Linked DNA regions of Homo sapiens: all the other regions are linked to region 2. Evidence: read pairs that join two places in POLR2A ChIA-PET (ENCODE). Cell type or tissue: GM12878. All regions are shown on one strand. Region 1 overlaps C3orf52 (chromosome 3 open reading frame 52). Region 2 overlaps BTLA (B and T lymphocyte associated). Region 3 overlaps GCSAM (germinal center associated signaling and motility).

Evidence for each region. ChIA-PET counts read pairs that join two places held together with the same protein. Peaks named below come from ENCODE experiments on the same cell type or tissue, not always from the same donor. Only the 100,000 strongest peaks of a DNase experiment are listed, where the experiment ranks them.
Region 1: POLR2A ChIA-PET joins it to region 2 with 33 read pairs; 5 of 35 experiments call an interaction of 5 or more read pairs at or near these places.
Region 3: POLR2A ChIA-PET joins it to region 2 with 33 read pairs; 4 of 35 experiments call an interaction of 5 or more read pairs at or near these places.

What each region holds. Positions count from the first base shown.
Region 1 is chr3:112,114,132-112,116,631 of GRCh38, forward strand. The region is part of intron 5 of C3orf52 (chromosome 3 open reading frame 52); the gene reads left to right. Among named protein-coding and RNA genes, the nearest start is that of MIR567, 2.6 kb to the left of the region's middle. RefSeq lists enhancers at 705-964, 985-1,064, 1,075-1,124, 1,355-1,444, 2,001-2,060. In GM12878, no CTCF peak of the experiment used is centred here; a DNase peak (open chromatin) is centred at 1,330; H3K4me3 peaks cover 731 bases; H3K27ac peaks cover 2,500 bases.
Region 2 is chr3:112,495,935-112,498,434 of GRCh38, forward strand. All of the region lies in intron 1 of BTLA (B and T lymphocyte associated), which reads right to left. Among named protein-coding and RNA genes, the nearest start is that of BTLA, 2.3 kb to the right of the region's middle. RefSeq lists an enhancer at 2,002-2,121. In GM12878, no CTCF peak of the experiment used is centred here; no DNase peak of the experiment used is centred here; H3K4me3 peaks cover 2,500 bases; H3K27ac peaks cover 2,500 bases.
Region 3 is chr3:112,127,661-112,130,160 of GRCh38, forward strand. It overlaps GCSAM (germinal center associated signaling and motility), which reads right to left. Exons shown (of 6, transcript NM_152785.5): 3 at 357-401. It also overlaps a transcript of C3orf52 not described here. Among named protein-coding and RNA genes, the nearest start is that of GCSAM, 4.3 kb to the right of the region's middle. In GM12878, no CTCF peak of the experiment used is centred here; DNase peaks (open chromatin) are centred at 191 and 1,478; H3K4me3 peaks cover 2,500 bases; H3K27ac peaks cover 2,500 bases.

The DNA.
Region 1 (2,500 bases), 380 kb before region 2:
CAAGTGTTAGTGCATAGTACAAGACAAGGTGTTTATTATGATGATGACACTGTTTCTTGAGGATGAGAGGCAAGAGTAATGTTGGCCTAAGAAGGCAGAACGTTATGTAAAACAGTTCTTAAGAATGCCATTCAGAAGGCCAAATTTTAGCTCACTGGAAGTCTCATAAATGGAGATCTTCCTCACAGAGCATCCTGAATAAAGTGTGTCTGTGGGTCAGGCAGACACTATATGTGTGTGGAGTGAAGAGATTGTGCCCCAGTTACAGGAATTAAAAAAAAAAAAAAAAAAGCCAGGCGCGGTGGCTCACGCTTGTAATCCCAGCACTTTGGGAGGCCGAGGCAGTTGGATCACCTGAGGTCAGGAGTTCGAGACAAGCCTGGCCAACATGGTGAAACCCCATCTCTACTAAAAATACAAAAATTAGCCGGGCATGGTGGCAGGTGCTTATAATCCCAGCTACTCGGGAGACTGAGGCAGGAGAATCACTTGAACCTGGGAGGCAGAGGTTGCGGTGAGCCGAGATCGCATCATTGCACTCCAGCCTGGGTGACAAGAGTGAAACTCCATTTCAAAAGAAAAAAAAACCCAGAAACCTTCAGCCTCCTCCCATGTGAAGAGGCCTGCGATGCCTGTGGGGGCTGCTGCTGTGGTGTGGTTGGTCTTGATTTTCTTAGGCCCCTTGCAAAAATTGTTACTGGCTCTTTCCAAATGGAGGCCAGGGAGATGGGCAGAGGTCTGAGGAAAGGTTTAAGAGGCTTCCAAGGCTGAGAGGTTCAAATAGTACAGGATAAAGGGCAGGCTGCTTGTGAGACCTGAGGAGGGCTCCCAGAAGACCCTGAGCTTGGCCAAAGAGACTCAGCTGTTTCCCCAGGGCTTGGTGCTCCAGCAGGTGCTGGGAAGGCAGCTGTGAGTGGAACAAAGTCTCTGCTCTTCTGGAAATTGCATTCTTTCTCTCAGACATTTCTTCTGACGGGACATGCTGAGAAAATGTGGGGTTTTCTGTGACCCCATGTCCCACTTTCCAGAGCATGAATGTGCAATATTTGAGCCATTTTATGTTTTCAGAATGTGAGTGTCACTGCCCTCTCAAAGGGAAGGGTGCACAGAGAAGCAGTTGGGAAGTGAGGAAAGAAGAAGAGGGACTCATCGCAGGCATGCAGGCAGATGGGGGATGAGCTCAGAGGCAAACTCTAGAGAAAGGGAAAATGTGTCAGGGAGAGGCCCAGGGCCCTGGGAGGGACCAAGAGGGATGGAATGAGTTCTTACGCCAGTTTCTACGTGCTCATGAGCTGTGGGCTTGGGGGATTACCATCCCCGCCCTGTGATTACCCAGGCAACTAGTTTCCCACAATGGTAATGTTCTTAGTCTTCAAAGAGCAAAGATTCTTAAAATTGTTTGGTTTGTGTGCTCCTTAGAGAATTTGAAGACAGCTGTGTACCTTCTCCCCAGGAAAAAAAAATGTACCTACTTCTCCCCACAACACAAAATTGTACAGACAATTTCAGGGATTCCGAGTATTTCCCTGAGGCCAGCCTATGGTCCATTTGGGGTTTGTATATGTGCGCTTTAGAAGCAGAATCCAAAATTAGATTGTAATTTAGATTCCTGAGGGGTTTTGTGTGTGTTTGCTTCTCATTCTCTAATTTGGAAATACGGCGATTATTTTGACCTGACTGCATGCATATTTGGATGCCTTATAAAAATAAAAACTTAAAATATAATGATAAAGGAATTTTTTAAGTCCATCATCCCTCACCCTTCCCTATCTTTGGTCTTCTTCACCTCCTAGATGAGTGGGGCCCTGGGCTAGGAGGGGGAAGTCTGTTTTACAAAGGTCGAAGAATAGGTCAGCATCATGAGTTATTTTGGACACAGAGGAGGTACTTGGTACTGTTCTCACATGGGAAGGAGTCAGCTAGTAGACTGAGTAGGGAAAAAGGGCAAAACCAGGATTTTTGTGAGAGAGAAGAGGAAAAAGCCCCAGGTAGGGAGAATAGTGAATCTTGTCAGTCCTGTCAGTGGTGGCGAGGCTGGACTCCTGGTCTGTAGACCCCGGCGGGCTCCCCCTGTGTTGTGTCTGCTTGGGGCTTTGCATCTGCACCTGCTGTGCCCTAGGGTTCACACCATTTCTCTCATCAGAATTTCTCACAGTATATTTTACACGTTTTAAAAACGGAAATTTTAGAGTTTATGGTTAGATTATGAAAAGGGACTGGATGTTAAAATGTCCTTAGCACCCAAAAACCACATCATCAAAATTATTTCTCATGCATCCTACCCAAACAAATAAGCAAGAAACAATAAATGTCATTTGCCTTTTGAAATGTATTCAGAGCGGTGTGTGTGTGTTGGACTGAAGACTAAATTTCCTCTGTTAGGAATGTATAAACCTTGCAATTTTATCTAAGATTTTACACTAAAATTCAATGAAATGAAATGAAAACGTAAGCATTTAATAGTGGTTTTAAAAATCAGTAACTTTTGTTCATCTGTGTT
Region 2 (2,500 bases):
CCCTAACCACTGTATTCTCAAAAGAGCCAGAATACAGGTGTCTTTCCCTTACTGAACCAGACTAGGATTGCTTTTTTTAAAAATCACAATAACCAGTAATCAATCAAACAGTTCCAACTGCCTTTATTCTGCATCATATATGGTGTTGGTGATACCCAGACATTAACTGCAGTGTTCCTGCCTGCCTAAAAGTGGAATCCTTGGTTGATCCTCAACTGAACTAGGGTCTAGGGCAGCCTCAGACAAATGGTCCAGGATGACAGGGCAGGCAATGGACAGAGACACTTCCACTTGCAGTCTAGATCTTGCCAGCATGATCTGCCCATGAAGGGAAGATATTGACATTTTTATTACTTCTATCAGGACAGAAACTGTATGCCACACACTGAGGGGCAAGTTTCTCTAATTTTTTAGAGAAACACAAAAAGTAAGCAAGCATACTTTTGTAATAAAGAAGGACCTTAAACAGGAAGTTTGTAGAGAACATTACATTTTTTCCAGCCTTATTATATATGCAGCCTCACTCCTAGGAACAAGGACACGGATCTCACATTGCTTTGAAGTAGGGGGAAAAAATCTTCAAAGGCTATCTTTAAACACTGAAAATGTATTACTGTAAAGAACTCAGCAATTAAGTAAATCACAGGAAATCCCCAAGATATAAGGTATTTAATGTGGTTTTAAGAAATGGAGCCATCAGCTCTGCCTGGGAGAACAAATTTCACCAAATGTTCCTTCTCTTAACCTATAGCTTTAATTTAATGCAACTGCTGCTGCAATCCATTATATCAACTGGTATATATCTGACCAGTACTTCACTCAAGTCTTTCCCTTTTTTTTTTGAGTGCAGTGGTGTGATCTCAGCTCACTGCAACCTCTGCCTCCTGGGTTCAAGCTATTCTCCTGTCTCGGCCTCCCGAGTAGCTGGGACTACAGGCACCTCCCAACACACCCAGCAAATTTTTATATTTTTAGTAGAGACGGGGTTTCACCATGTTGACCAGTCTGGTCTTAAACTCCTGACCTCAGGTGATCTGCCCGTCTTGGCTTCCCAAAGTGCTGAGACTAAAGGCTAGGGCCATGGCTCCCAGCCATATTTCATTTTCTGAATAATTTGATTCACTATATTTTGGGCTAAATATATTGCAAAATATATTGTACTTATTTATTTTATTTTTAACTTTAAAAACTCAACTATTTTAAATAATAATGTTAAAACATAATTCTCATTTAATTACATAGAGGTTGCATGGTGAAAATAATTTAGGAAAAATACCACTAACATTTACTGAGCTTTAAATACGTGCACTTACTATGCGAGGCACTTTACCCATATTATTGCATCTACAGTCTTCACAGCAGCCCCATAATTTAGGTACAATTATTACCTGTATTGTACAAATGAGGAAACTAAAGAGAAGAGAAGAGACTTAATCAATGCCATACAGTAAGTGGCAGAGCCAGTAAATTAACCCAGTTCTAACAGCCAAGTTCACTTTTGCAAATGCTAGGTTGCACATTGGGAGAAATAAAGGTCTTACCCCACCATCAATGTGGTTTAGCACTGAAACTCATTGTTCTTAATTTCATAGAGAGTAGTTTATGTATCCTTCAAATGGGGAAGAAATCTATTTAATAATATTTGACTCCAGTTGTAGCTATGTGACTGTAGGCATCTGATGGAAGGTGGAAAATTCAGTCAACCATCTAAGCACCTAGTTGACTTAATACTAGATACTTACAAACATAAAGATGTTTGAGTAACTAAGGACTTTTTTACTTTGCACTTGGTTGTGTGGCATCCTGGCATCATAGAGACATATTCCAAACTACACAGTTTAAAATTATAGATAGACTTTCCATAGAACCTCAGTGGCCAGATTTTCTAATTTAAAATTGCAGTAGCCAAACTGATAAATGTGTGCTTGTAGGGAATAATAAGACAGAATATTTAAAACCTGAAAAATCACTGGGCATGGTGGCTCATACCTGTAATCCTAGCACTTTGGGAGGCTGAGGCAGGTGGATCACTTGAGGTCAGGAGCTCCAGACCAGCCTGCCCAACATGCATTGCATCCATAGCTTGGCTGACTTTCTTAAAAAACAGGTTGATGGCAAGAAAAGAGAACTGAGTAGATGTTATAAATAGTTAAGTACAAATCTATCACTACTTCTTGCGAAAATGCTCAGGCTGCCACACTGATGATGAATAGATAGCTCGTTCTTCCCAAACTGAGTGCAGTAGAGTGTTGCAGTGCTCAGTTGGGTAGGACAGATGTTGGATAATTGGGGTTATCCAACATCTCTACTAAAAATACAAAAATTAGCTGTGCGTGGTGGAAGGTGCCTGTAATCCCAGCTACTAGGGACGCTGAGGCAGGAGAATAAATTGAACCCGGGAGGAAGAAGAATCGATTGAACCCGGGAGGCAGAGGATGCAGTGAGGCGGGATCACGCCATTGCACTCCAGCCTGGGTGACGAGAGCAAAACTCTTGTCTC
Region 3 (2,500 bases), 370 kb before region 2:
AATTATACTATCACCCCGACTATAAGTTCTATGTGCAAGGGATAGAAATGTGTGCTTCGGAACATGCAGACTCAGATTTGCAGTGTGAAAAAAACGTATGTTTTCTACGTTAGTAGCTAGTTTCATCTTTGCTTCTGAGGCTTTCCTGTTTGAGGAGAGCATGCGACCCATGAGACTATTGTTCCTGTTTCTCATCAAATTGGAAGGATTGCTTCCCTGATTAACTCTTAGGTGATTGTATCTGGGCTACTGACAGGCTTCCACTGTGGCCACAGACAGTCACAGGTAACTTACAGCAAATACCACATTGAAACCACACTTAGGGAAATAACTCCTAAAAACAACTGTCCACTCACCATGGAAGGCAGAAACACCCTTCAGCGATATGGTGATCCCAGCATCTAAAATACCCAAGAGAGATGGCAAATCATAAGGTTGATTTCTGCAGCTTTGTTAAGGTGACTCCTTTCCTTTTGCCATTTCTGTGGAAAACTTTTTTTCTCCCCGCAAGCGTGTTTCATTCTAGATAACTTGGACACATCTCTCATGGTAGAATGCCTTTGTCTTCCTAGGATGAAGATGATACTATCAAATTCCTAATCAGGAAAAAAGCTTTCTGCTGTGTTCCCAGCAAAGGAAAAATGTTTCCTCACTCTCAATTCTGGTAATTTCCTTGGTTCCCTTGTAATGAAGAACACGTAAGTGTTATCCCCAGGAAATCAAGGTACAAGTGTATGGAAATTTTACAAATCATTTTTTTCAGGTATGGGTTAGGCAATATCAGTATTTTACTATATTCTGAATTTCTCCAATTTACAGTATATTGCAATTGTTTGCTCACTTGTCTATATTCTACACTAGAATGTGAGCTTCACAAAGCTGGGGACCATATTGATCTTGTTCATCGTGGTATGTATTTCCAGTCTATGACACAACATCTGGCACACAGTAAATGGGTTTTCAAAAAATATTTGATGAAGATATGAATACAGAATGAATAGCCAAGGACAGGACAACCCTGGTGCAGGAGGTCAGCAAATCTACCACCTTGACTCCAACGATATAGTTAAATAACAGGACTTCTCTCTCTTATAGCACAAAGGCTTAGAATCTCTCTGCAGTCCTGCATCTACATTAATGTATAAGTATCATTCTGTACATTTTTCTGAATTTGAGGCATAGTCAACTACCTACATGGTTGAATGTGAAAGCCCTTTATAAAGTAGTATCAGTTACAGTATGTAAAAATGTTTGGAAAACACCATCCAAAAATATCTCCCCCCGTGAGCTTTCCCATGAAGTTTCATCAGGAGGAGCAGTGGAGGAGAGGCTGACTGCATCGTGACCTTGGCTGTGATCACCTGCTTGGCTGAGCATTCTGACAACCTCTAAGATCTATGCATCATCAAAGCCTTTGGGGCCCAGAGGCACAGCTGCAGCTCTTCCTCTTCTTTAGGTTACCTTCAATGTGCTTCAGACCGTTTGCTTACATTATCTGCTTTGTTGCTAAGGAAACATCGTAAGAAAACTACTGAATCACACCAAGTTAACAAACCAGATTCACTGAGGAGAAATGAATGAGATAAGAGGAGGGGGATGATTTTGAGAGATATTCTCTGAACTCCTGAGGCCACAGTTTTTAAATCTATAAAAGAGGATGTATATACTGCTTACACATGGAGTTATAAGAATAAGCTGAGGTTAAATATGGGCAAAAACGATCTGTAAGCTGGCTGTTTCTCCTACTTGACTTTTCTGCAGTTTATTCTTGCATTTCAACATGGTGGTTTTGGTTTGGGATGGGTTCAGATAGCCTCCAAGAAGCAAGCTAGACAAATCTCTATACCCTTAGGCTACGTGTCAGGAATTTGAGGTATCTGTCTCTTTCACAATGCCTTCTCTGGCTCTCTGGTCTACCCAACCTCTCCCTTGTTATAATGCCGTGGCCCTTCTGATTTATTTCATCATTTGAACTGTATGCCTTAAAATATGCCCAATGATACCCCTGAAAATATGTAATTCTCAACTTGAACTGAAAAAATTCACCCTGTTGAAAGGAATCTCTGGGTCTCCAGCCCCTAACGCGGGCATTGGTGTTAGAAAATAACAACAGTGCTTGTTTTTTAATTGCTCCTCTTTCAAAATCTCCTCCTGAAACCATGTGAAAAGCACAGATAACTTTACAGGCCACAGAAAAACTGACCTTGTCAGCCCTTAGGATTCTTGGATCCTGGAACATTAGTTCCATATTTTAATTATTCCTTTCCTTAGAGAGAATTCTTTAGGGCTGGACATTTGAAAGGTCTGTTCAAAAAGAATTAATGAGGTGGTCTTTGTTTAACAACATCAGGGCAATCACAATGGTGTCTCCACAAACTTTCTAAAAATTGTCGTAACATGGGGCATGTGGTCACTTCAGAAATAGACACCTATAGCTTAAAATAAAATGGCTAGGGTGGAGGTTGAGCACAAAGGTACCTGAGATAGACAAACAAAATGA